Regions from separate parts of the Homo sapiens genome. Here region 2 is linked to region 1. A link is an interaction called in ENCODE POLR2A ChIA-PET data of the cell type or tissue named here. Cell type or tissue: CD4-positive, alpha-beta T cell. All regions are shown on one strand. Links, peaks and the distances in the headings refer to the core of each region. The heading gives the core; the rest is flanking DNA.

Region 1 (5,383 bases), core at 185-5,184:
GAAAATTTTAAATTTTTTTGCAGAGAGGGGGGTCTCACTATGTTGCCCAAGCTGGTTTTGAACTCCTCGGCTCAAGTAATCCTGCCTTGGCCTCCCAAAGTGCTGGGATTTATAGGTGTGAGCCACCATGCCTGGAATATAAGTATGTGTGTGTATGTGTGTGTGTGTATATATTTATATATATATTTTTATATATATATATATTTTTATATATATATATATATATTTTTTTTTTTTTCCTCTGAGACGGAGTCTTGCTCTGTCTCTCAGGCTGGAGTGCAGTGGCATGATCTCGGCTCACGGCAACCTCCACCTCCTGGGTTCAAGCGATTCACCTGTCTCAGCTTCCCGAATAGCTGAGATTACAGGCACCTGCCACCACGTCCAGCTAATTTTTCTATTTTTAGCATAGATGGGTTTTCACCATGTTGGCCAGGCTGGTCTCAAACTCCTGACCTCAGGTGATCCACCTACCTCGGCATCCCAAAGTGCTAGGATTACAGGCGTGAGCCACAGCGCCCAGCCTGGCCTAGTCTATTCTTAACAAGGCAGAGGATTAAATCACATTGCCCCAAACAACATCATATACCTTCATGTGATTTCAAATATACCAAGCAGCAGTGCATGAATATACTCTTGGAGTGATGACAGAGCACAGGCTTGCTGTGGCACACCACTGGGAGAGTGCTCCTAAATAAGCAATGTCCACTGGGCCACGAGAAGGAAGGGGCAAGAGGCTGCTTTACAAAAATGGAAATAGTAAAGCCATAGGTCTAAATAACCACATGCTAAAGATTATCTTCTCTCTCTTTAACAATAAAAAAACACCATATGCTATGACAACAGCATTGGGGGATCAGTGCTGAGCTAGCAGGCCTTCAGAAGAGGTTACATGACAACAATCAGTGGTCATAACCAGACATATGTTTGTTTGGGGGAACATGAAGTAGAAGAGGTATGATTAGGAATGTCACTACTGGGGGTGAATCCCAAAGCAGGCCTCCCCTCACTTTCTTAGCCCAAAGGTACAGGCCCACAGGACAATGATTTCTTTTCTGAATCTAACAAAATATAAATGGTCATGTTTCCATTTATATTAATGTGCTTAATGTGGTCAGGCACAGTGGCTCACCCCTACAATCCCAGCACTTTGGGAGGCCAAGGCAGGAGGATGGCTCAAGCCCAGGAGTTTGAGACCAGCTGGGGCAACACAGTGAGACCCCATGTCTACAAAAAATAAACAAAATTAGCTGGGTGTGGTAGCGTGTGCCTGTAGTCCCAGCTACTTGGAAGGCTGAGGTGAGAGGACTGCTTGAGCCCAGGAAGTTGAGGCTGGAGTGAGCTATGATCGCGCTCACTGTATTCCAGCCTGGGTGACAAGAGTGAGACCCTATCTCAAAAAAAAAAAAGTTGAATGTACAGAACGTGGAGGTAGCACTGTGCAGGAATAAAAAAGGAACACAAATGCAGTCCTTGAGCTCCACAAAGGGTGGGGCTTTGGAAATGCCAGGGGCACGTGGCCGAAGACAACAGCATACCTAGCTCAGGTATATGCTGTGTGTGTCCAGGTCGGCTGCTGCTGGGAGCCTCCAGAGTGAAACTGAGATGGAAATATGTTCAAGGAGGCATGCTGTTTCTGGAATCCAAGGCAACTGACAAATTCTCTCTCTTCTCTACTTGGAGAAGTATAAAAAAAAAATGGCTTCGGGTTAGCTGCTTTCTTTCTTGTATCTCTGGTCACAGAGCCTAGTGGCCCTCGAGGACTTGCAGTTGGGATAACAACTTGGAGCCACAGTGCAGGCCTCTTCGTGACTCCTGTGAAGGGTACAATCCGTTCAGCTCTGAAAAGCTGCACCCCACTCCCCCAAGGAGCCACTTGGCAGAACGTGAACCTTTCTGTCCTCAACCCAGGAAAAAAAAAGTACAAAAAGAACAAGTCTAGGAACAAATAAGGGAACAAGTCTTGGATTCTACCCAAAAAAGTTAAAAAAAAAAAAAAAAGCTGACACATAGGAACAAAATAAGAACACGGAGCTCCTTCGTTGTATATCAGCTGTGCTATGTCAGTTGTTCTATTCTTCAGCAGCAGTGTTGGAGGCAAGAGACAAACTTGATAATGAATAAACACCATCTATCTATACCACCTACTAAGATAAGATACTGATTTATAGGAAGTGGATGGAGAAGAAACCTACCATAATTTTAAGGAAGTTGGTATTTTCTCACCTTTTCGAAGCTCTTAAGTGTAACTTCATATATAAGCTCAGCATTAGGTTCAATGCCAAATTTAGGCTTCCCTGCCTCTCCAAAACCATATCTGAAATGGAGAGTAAAAAATAAAACTTTAAAAGGATTGGTGTATTTCCAGGCACTTCCTTCAGTATTTTGAGGCATCAACAGAGCTATCATTTGCAAGCTACATGTGTCAGAGACCCTGAAGACAAACCAGATGTTGACCAGAAGATACAGTGTGAAGTATCTTCACTGCTACAGTTTTCTTAGAAACCAGGCTAGGTTTAGTTTTCTTTTCTCCTTCACATTCACATGTAATGCAACACCTGTACTCCTTGGGGCAGCTTGATTCATGGGATTTTAAATGTCACTGTCTTTTTCTCTACTTGATTTCATATCTAGTTTTTTTTTTTTAATAAAATGGCCATGATTTAGCTGCCAGGAATTTTCCCCTAAGTTTTATCAGCAAAAAGGACAGAGAAGACACAGCCACTGTAATTGTTAGAGTGGTACTCACGGGAGGTATGTTTTAATAAGCTTTTAACTTTAAAGTGCTGTCACTTCTAGTAGTACCACTTCCAGTCACATAAGTGAAGGGGAAAGGCTCACACATCAGGAGAGAAAAGTTTTCACACTATTTAAGTTTTTTTAAAAGCACATGAAGAAACACAAATAACATAATGATATACTCAAAAATAGCTGCCCTAGCAAGTTCTGACACCTCCTCTAGAGAAATATTCTTATGGCTTATAGCTATCAGAGTGTAGGATTCTATACCTTTTAGCCAAAACTTACTGAAAAAAATAACTGAGGACATATACATTTGTTTTCTTGGGATCATGTAAGATCTCCAGCAAATTAAATGTATTCGGGAAGCAGATATTTACTAGAATGGGAGCTGTAGCAGAGCTCTGTCTGGTTCACCTGTTTCCCAGTGTTTGTTTAGAACAAGGCCCAGCATATTAGTCAAGTGTTCACTGAAATATATTATGTTCCCATTTGTTGCAAGCAAAGCTGTTCTTTAATATATGAAATGGTATTACAAAAAACTTAGTAAACTCAAGCTTTCAAGGTACAGGTTGAAAGATGTCAAAACCGACTTAATCTAATACCTCCAGTTTTCTCTGGGGCAAAGGGACTAGAGTGGGAACACTCAAATTTTGTTGCTTGCACCACTTTCTTTACCCTTTGCCTGGATTTTCCAGGAATAAAAATGCTTACTCACTCACCTCCACTGTTACACAGAAAATGGAAGCTGGAGCCAAAAAGAGGAATAGAGATACGAGAGCTGGTAGGAATGAGGAGCGGGGCAAAGGGTATCTTCCACAAAGACATAATTACCAGTGACCAATTTTAAGAAGTGATGCCTAATTTTCTACTTTGAGCTCTTAGATGTATATACCTACTACCTTGTTTCTGCCATCTAATAAATTTTAAAAAAATTCCTTAACTACCCAGGTAGGTAGGTGAGTCCTTGCTAAGCACATATTTTCTGAGAGCATGTTATATTTGGAGTCCTGTGCTAAGCAGTTGCAAATGCAACAAATGATCTGGCATTTGCCTTAGACCAGCAGATCTCAACCAGGTTGATTTTAACTCCTCTTCCCTCCAGGAAACCTTTGGCAATGTCTAGAAATATTATGGGTTGTCACAACTATGGGGGTGCTACTGGTATCTGGTGGGAAGAGGCCAGGAATACTGCTGGATATTCTACAATGCACGTGACAGCCCCCTATGACCAAGGATTAGCAAGCCCAAAGTGTCAACAGTGCTGAGGATGAGAAAATCTGCCTGTGGGGAATGTGGGGCTGTATCAAGGGAGGCACCAAGTGTCCTATTATTGATGGGATTAAAGAAGACTAAAGAAAAATATTATTTCTACAATCTCTCCCAGGTTAAAATGAAGCGATTCAGTCAAGATACGTGTGGCGCACATGATCCTGCAGAGGTGGAAGCCCACGCCAAGATATTCTGGCAGCACCTACCCTGACTTCCATATTACACAGAAAGTTGTCAGCCTGGGTGAAGAAGGAACCAGGGCACCCAACTCATCTGACTGAAAAACAAAACACCACAAGAGGAATCCCAAGACCTAACCAAAAGATAATCTAGACTATGGTAACAGAAGGAATTCAGCGTTAATGCCCTTGAATTAAGAGTTTCCTCCAGAGAATAGAGATACAAATAATGACTATGAATGACCATTAAGCCTTAATGTGCATATAAGAAGCACTTGGACTACAAGCTCTTACCAATTGCTCCCTTTTTGCAGATAAAGACACAGAGTGCTTCCTGAGAAGTCACACACAGGCAGTGGTAGAGCCAGGTTTAAATTCAGACCCTGTGTGTCCCCAGAAAATCAGGTTTTTTGGACTCATACTGCCTCATAACTAGACATTATGGCTCTTGGTAGTCTGTTTTTTTATTTTTATTTTTGAGACAAGAGTTTCACTCTGTCACCCCAGGCATCGTGCAGTGGCATGATCTCAGCTCACTGCAACCTCCGCCTCCTGGGTTCAAGCGATTCTCCTGCCTCAGCCTCCCGAGTAGCCGGAATTACAGGCATGCACCACCACGCCCAGCTAATTTTTATATTTTTAGTAGAGACGGGGTTTCACCATGTTGGCCAGGCTGGTCGCGAACTCCTGACCTCAAGTGATCCTCCCGCCTCGGCCTCCCAAAGTGCTGGGATTACAGGTGTGAGCCACCTTGCCTGACCAATAGCCTGTGTTTTTGTTTGGGGTTCATGCGTGACAGAAACATAAGGAAAGGACGGAAAAAAAAGTTAAAACTATATACACTTGACCTAAAACAAAAAAGATTTATTAGTCTCAGTATTTAAAACAATACAAAGGGAAGATATTGTCCCAATGAGGAGAAAGAAAAATGGATTGTCTGGAAATGTTTTATGACTTTCTTATTATGAAGACATTCTAGGCCAGGTGTGGTGGCTCACACCTGTAATCCCAAGCACTTTGGGAGGCTGAGGCTGGAGGACTGCTTGAGCCCAAGAGTTTGAGACCAGCCTGGACAACATAGTAAGACCCTGTTTCTACAAAATGAAAAAAATCAGCCAGGCAGGATGGAGCACACCTGTAGTCCCAGCTACCCAGGAGCTTGAGGTGGGAGGATCCCTTGAGCCCAGGAGTTC
Region 2 (5,383 bases), core at 1-5,000, 56 kb after region 1:
AGGTGAGAGGTTATTGGGAAAGTACCCCACAGATTACTTATTATTAAAAAAGGAAAAAGACCTTTCAAGTAAAACAATCTGACTGATAACACTTTAACAAATGATCTGCATCATAACCAAACTCTGCATCACCAATAATGAAAAAAAGTGCTATTACTCTGTCTCCTAATATGATGTAGTGATGTGATTTAGATGTGCTATCACCTATGTGCTATCCCTATCAAAAATGTTTAACCTGAAACTAACCAGGAAGAAAAGACAAAAACAGATTGTGGAGCACTCTACAAGACCATTGGCCTACACTCCTGAAAAAATGTTAACAACATAAAGAACCAAAAAGGTGGCGTGCACCTGTAGTCCCAACTACTCAGGTGGCTGAGATGGAAGGACTATTGATTGAGCTCAGGAGTTTGAGACTGCAGTGAACTGTGATCATGCCACTGTACTCCAGCCTGGGCCGAAGGGTGAGACCCCATCTCTTAAAAGATAAAAAAAGAGAGAGAAAGAGAGAGAGGGAGAGACGGGAGGTCTGTTCCAGATTAAAGGAGACTATAGAGATATGACAACCAAGTGTAATCAGTGATCCTTGGCTGGATCCTGGATTAGGGGACAAAATATAAGAACTTGGAACAGGAGACTGCATATTAGCTTATTACTACTATATGTCAGCCTTTTGGAATGTGATATAGTATTATGGTTTTATGCAGAGTAATATCCTTGTTCATAGGAGACACATGCTGTAGTATTTAGGGGTGAGGTGTCATGATATCTGCCACTTGCTTTCAAATCATCCAAAGACAATGCTTTCTTTTGAATGTTCATCATTTGGAGTTCAGCTAAATTTTTAAATGAAAATACTGTCAATGAAGAAATGTTTTCAGGCTGGGAACAGTGGCTTACGCCTGTAATCTCAACACTTTGGGAGGCTGAGGCGGGTGGGATCACTTGAGGCCAGGAGTTTGAGACCAGCCTGGCCAACATGATGAAACCCCGTCTCTACTAAAAATACAAAAATTAGCCAGGCGTGGTGGCACACGCCTGTAATCCCAGCTACTCGGGTGGCTGAGGCACAAGAATCACTTGAACCTGGGAGGCAGAAGTTGCAGTGAGCCGAGGTCATGCCACTGCACTCTAGCCTGGGTGACAGAGCAAGACTCTTTCTCAAAAAAAAGAGAGAGGAAAAAAAGAAACATTTTCTTTTGGTTCTCACCTTGCTATTTTGAAAACAATGGCTTGTTTAAATTCGAGTAAATAGGCAACCTGTATAAGCTGATTTACTAGCTTTCTAAATCCCATTTGATAAAGGAATTAGCTCTTCATGTTTTGGCTCCAACACTTCAAGGGATGCAAGTCATCTTAGTAATCTCAGAGGATGGCTCTTGTCAGTAGTACTGAGTCCATATGAAGAGAAGTACTATGAATAATTAAAACACAAAGATAAAAACAACAAGAAAACAAACTTTTGAACTTTCAAAAGCAGATAAAGCTGGAAGAATAAAGACATAAACTGAATTTTCCAAGTATTTCCCCTTAATTCCAGTTAAGCCATTAGGAGTATAGGTTTTTGTAAGCTAACAAAACAAATAAAACTTTTTCCTTGATTGAATGTTATATAAAAAAGACAGTAAGGACAGACAATTCCTAAAAACTGTAATGACACACTGAGACAGTTTCACCATTTTTATAAGAGAGACTTTTCTTCTTTCCCTCACCCTAGATTTATTCTGGATTTAAAATCACTATGTAGCTATGGATATTAATCTATGATAAAGCTTACTGTGCTGAACTGTCCAAAGGCGGAAAATTGCTACCCAATGCATCAGAAAGGGAACACAGTTCGTTCTGTTATGGACATGGCAGATAAGCATACACTCTCCAAAGTGCTAGTCAGCAAACACCTGAGACATAACAGAAAAATGAGAATACACTTAATATTTTATCAACAGTGTACTAAAAATTTCAGTTAACATAACTAAACTATCAGGTCCCCCAAATGAGAAGTCATTTTAAAGCCATATCTACCAATTCCCTATGTATATTATGTAAATTACTGTATTGTTCTCTTTGTTAAAATATCAGTGTCTTGCCTCAGATTATGCTACTAACAGGAGAGTTTTCAGAAAGATATTTCTTTGGTAAACTTATTTTTCTTCTCGGAACAAATAATTACTGAAGAAAACAAAGCTAAGAGACCACACTTCCCCTGACTCTGAGTGCTGAGTTGGATAAATTACTGTTTTCAAGTAAGCAGAAAGCAAAGGATTATATTAAAACAAACAAAAAAACCCCAGAAAATATTAGACTATCCAAATGTTACCATTATATACTAAAGGATGAACCTGAATACAGGATTATTCCCCTTAATATGATTTTACCCTATTTGGCCTCAAAAAGGTTGAACGACAGGACTAAGTCATCAACTTCCTCTCCCCAGGAAGATGCTGGGATGACAAGAAAAAGTTTTTAAAATCTGCAAAACTCTGAGGTGGAAAACAAGACATGTTCCTAACTGAACCAGAACTTTGGGGGAATTTCTGAACACTACACAGCAGATGAGGTCAGACCGAAGGAGAGAGCAAAGAAGAGAAAGTTGCCTCCCAAACACCAACTGTTAAGAGCAGCTCTTCCCAGGGAGCCTGGAGAAGCTCTAGGTCTGGGGTCAGCCCCAGAAAGCAGGAGTGAGCTAGGGGAATGCACTGGAGAGCAGCATCTGGGGGAAAAAGCAGAAACTGTGTTTGGATCAGTTAGGCCAGGTAGGTTTCTTTCCTTCCAGAGTGCACACTGTGGCTCCCATCTTTTCTTCTCTGGAAGACATAATAATCCTTATTTTTGGAGTTCAGACCCATCGAAAGGATATGTCAAGGTACTTGTCTTCTTTCCTTAATTCCTGCAGGGGCCTTGATATTCTGGCCCTTAACTGCTGAAGACAAGTCTTTGCAGAATCTCCAGAAAAATTTTCTAGCATTATTTCTTTTCCTTTGATGTCTCTGTCCTCTACTTCTAGAAGTATTATTAGATAGACTTCGGACATTTTGGTATTATTCTTCAGGTTTCTTAAGTATTTTTCTAAACCTGGGCTAAACAACAGAATCACCTGAGGAGCTTAAAAAAGCTACTGATGTCTGGACTCCAGCCCAGAGAGTCTGGATTTAATTGGTCTGTGGTGGGGCCAGGGTAATGGTGTTTTCAAAAACCATGTTAGATGATCCTAATGTGCAGTCAGACATGGTTGAGAACCACTGGACATTTCTCCCATTTTTCATCTTTGTCTCTGGCTTTATACCCTAAGAGAAATTCTTTGATGGAATTTTTATTTATTTCTTATTGTCTCTTAAGAGACAGGGTCTTGCTCTGTTGCCCAGGCTGGAGTGCAGTGGTACCGTCATAGCTCACTGCAGCCTTGAATTCCTGGGCTCAAGCAATCCTCCCCTTCAGCCACCCTAGTAGTTCAAACTATAGACATGTGCCACCACACCTAATGTTTTTTTTTTATTATTTTTTTCAGAAGAGACAGGGTCTCACTATGTTGCCCAGGCTGGTCTTGAAGTGATCCTGGGCTCAAGTGATCCTCCCACTTCGTCCTCTCAAAGTGCTAGGATTATTAAGAGTGAGCCACCACACCTGGCCTGATGGAATTTTTACAACACCATTTGGTCATCAGCTATATTCAATATATCATTTAGTGTGCTCAAGAGATTTTTAAAAGAATTTAGTGGCCAGGTGAGGTGGCTCAAGCCTGTAATCCTAGCAATTTGGGAGGCCAGAGCAGCCAGATGACTTGAGGTCAGGAGTTTGAGACAAGCCTGGCTAATATGGAAAAACCCCATCTCTACTGAAAATACAAAAACTGGCTGGGCATGGTGGCGGGCACCTGTAATTCCAGCTATTCAGGTGGCTGAGACAGGAGAATCGCTTGAACCCTGGAGACGGAGGTTGCAGTGAGCGGAGATTGTGCCATTGCACTCCAGCCTGGAGGATAAGAGTGAAACTCCATCTCAAAAAATAAAAATAAAAAAAGGCCAGGCGGGATGGCTCACATCTGTAATCCCAGCACTTTGGGAGGCCAAGGCAGACGGATCACAAAGTCAGGAGATCGAGACCATCCTGGCTAATATGGTGAAACCCTGTCTCTACTAAAAATACAAAATATTAGCCGGGCGTGGTGGCGAGCGCCTGTAGTTCCAGCTACTTGGGAGGCTGAGGCAGAAGAATGGCGTGAACCCGGGAGGCAGAGCTTGCAGTGAGCCAAGATCGCACCACTGCACTCCAGCCTGGGCGACAGAGCAAGACTCTGTCTAAAAAAAAAAAAAAAAAAAAGAATTTAGTAATAATGTTTTTTATTTTACATATTCTTATCGGATTGCTCATTTTCTTAGCACTAAGTCTTTATTTTGTAGATGCAATTACCTCTGAAATCTTTCTGAAGATACTACTGAGAATAAAATGGAGCATTTCTTATGAGTAAGTATTTGGCTAAAAGGTTTTTTTTTTTTAAAGAAAAAAAATGCCTCGACCTTCTGGGAGGTGGCATTTTGTGTAACCTCTAGCATCTCCCAAGAACACTAAGCAGTGGGGATTCTCTGAAGTTTGAGAAGGTAAGAACTGAAAATAAGAGAAAGGTAGCTTATTGTAAACATGAAAGTTAAAAGTAGAAGAGAGATGTAGAGAGAGGCAAAAGTCACAGGTGAGAAGTTTGATACTTATACTAGGGTTATAAAGGCGAAACATGAAATGCTTTGAGTGAAAGGGGAGTAGAGAGCAAAGGCTTGAGAAAAGAACCAGACAGGCTTAAATGCATATAGGGAAAAGAATCAAGGGAAGATGAAAAAGTCATGATGCAAGAATAGCATGGATCAGTTCATCAACTAAACACAGATCACTTAGTTCCAGCTAAATTTTAACCGTATGGCTAAATAAAAGTATTTCAAAGTTTTTCCTTAAAAGGATGGTCATGGGAATGTTAGACTAAAATTTGGCAAATGCATACTATAAAAATATACAGTTTTTGAAAAGCATGAGATAAATCTATACAGTAGAGAATCATTTAGCTAAGAGTCTAAACAAAAACATCCAAACAACTAAATTGGGAAACTATTTTGTAAATGTTCATCCATTATAAAAGAATGCCAGGCGCAGTGGCTCACACCTGTAATCCCAGTACTTTGGGATGTCAAGGCTTGAGCCCAGGAGTTTGAGACCAGCTTGGGCAACACAGTGAGACCCGATCTCTGCTAAAAATAAAAAATACACGCCTGTGGTCCCAGCTACTGGAGAGGCTGAGGCAGGAGTATCACGCCATGGTTGCACCACTGCACTGCAGCCTGGGCAACAGAGCAAGATATTGTCCAAAAAAAAAAAAAAAAAGGAAAAAAGAATAGCATTG

Evidence for each region. Peaks named below come from ENCODE experiments on the same cell type or tissue, not always from the same donor. Only the 100,000 strongest peaks of a DNase experiment are listed, where the experiment ranks them.
Region 2: POLR2A ChIA-PET joins it to region 1 with 9 read pairs; 9 of 35 experiments call an interaction of 5 or more read pairs at or near these places.

Annotation. Positions count from the first base shown.
Region 1 is chr6:35,588,904-35,594,286 of GRCh38, forward strand. FKBP5 (FKBP prolyl isomerase 5) reads right to left here. Exons shown (of 11, transcript NM_004117.4): 7 at 2,227-2,317. Among named protein-coding and RNA genes, the nearest start is that of LINC03135, 48 kb to the left of the region's middle. RefSeq lists a silencer at 2,055-2,255. In CD4-positive, alpha-beta T cell, for the core only: no CTCF peak of the experiment used is centred there; no DNase peak of the experiment used is centred there; H3K27ac peaks cover 1,733 bases.
Region 2 is chr6:35,644,953-35,650,335 of GRCh38, forward strand. All of the region lies in intron 1 of FKBP5 (FKBP prolyl isomerase 5), which reads right to left. Among named protein-coding and RNA genes, the nearest start is that of MIR5690, 17 kb to the right of the region's middle. In CD4-positive, alpha-beta T cell, for the core only: no CTCF peak of the experiment used is centred there; no DNase peak of the experiment used is centred there.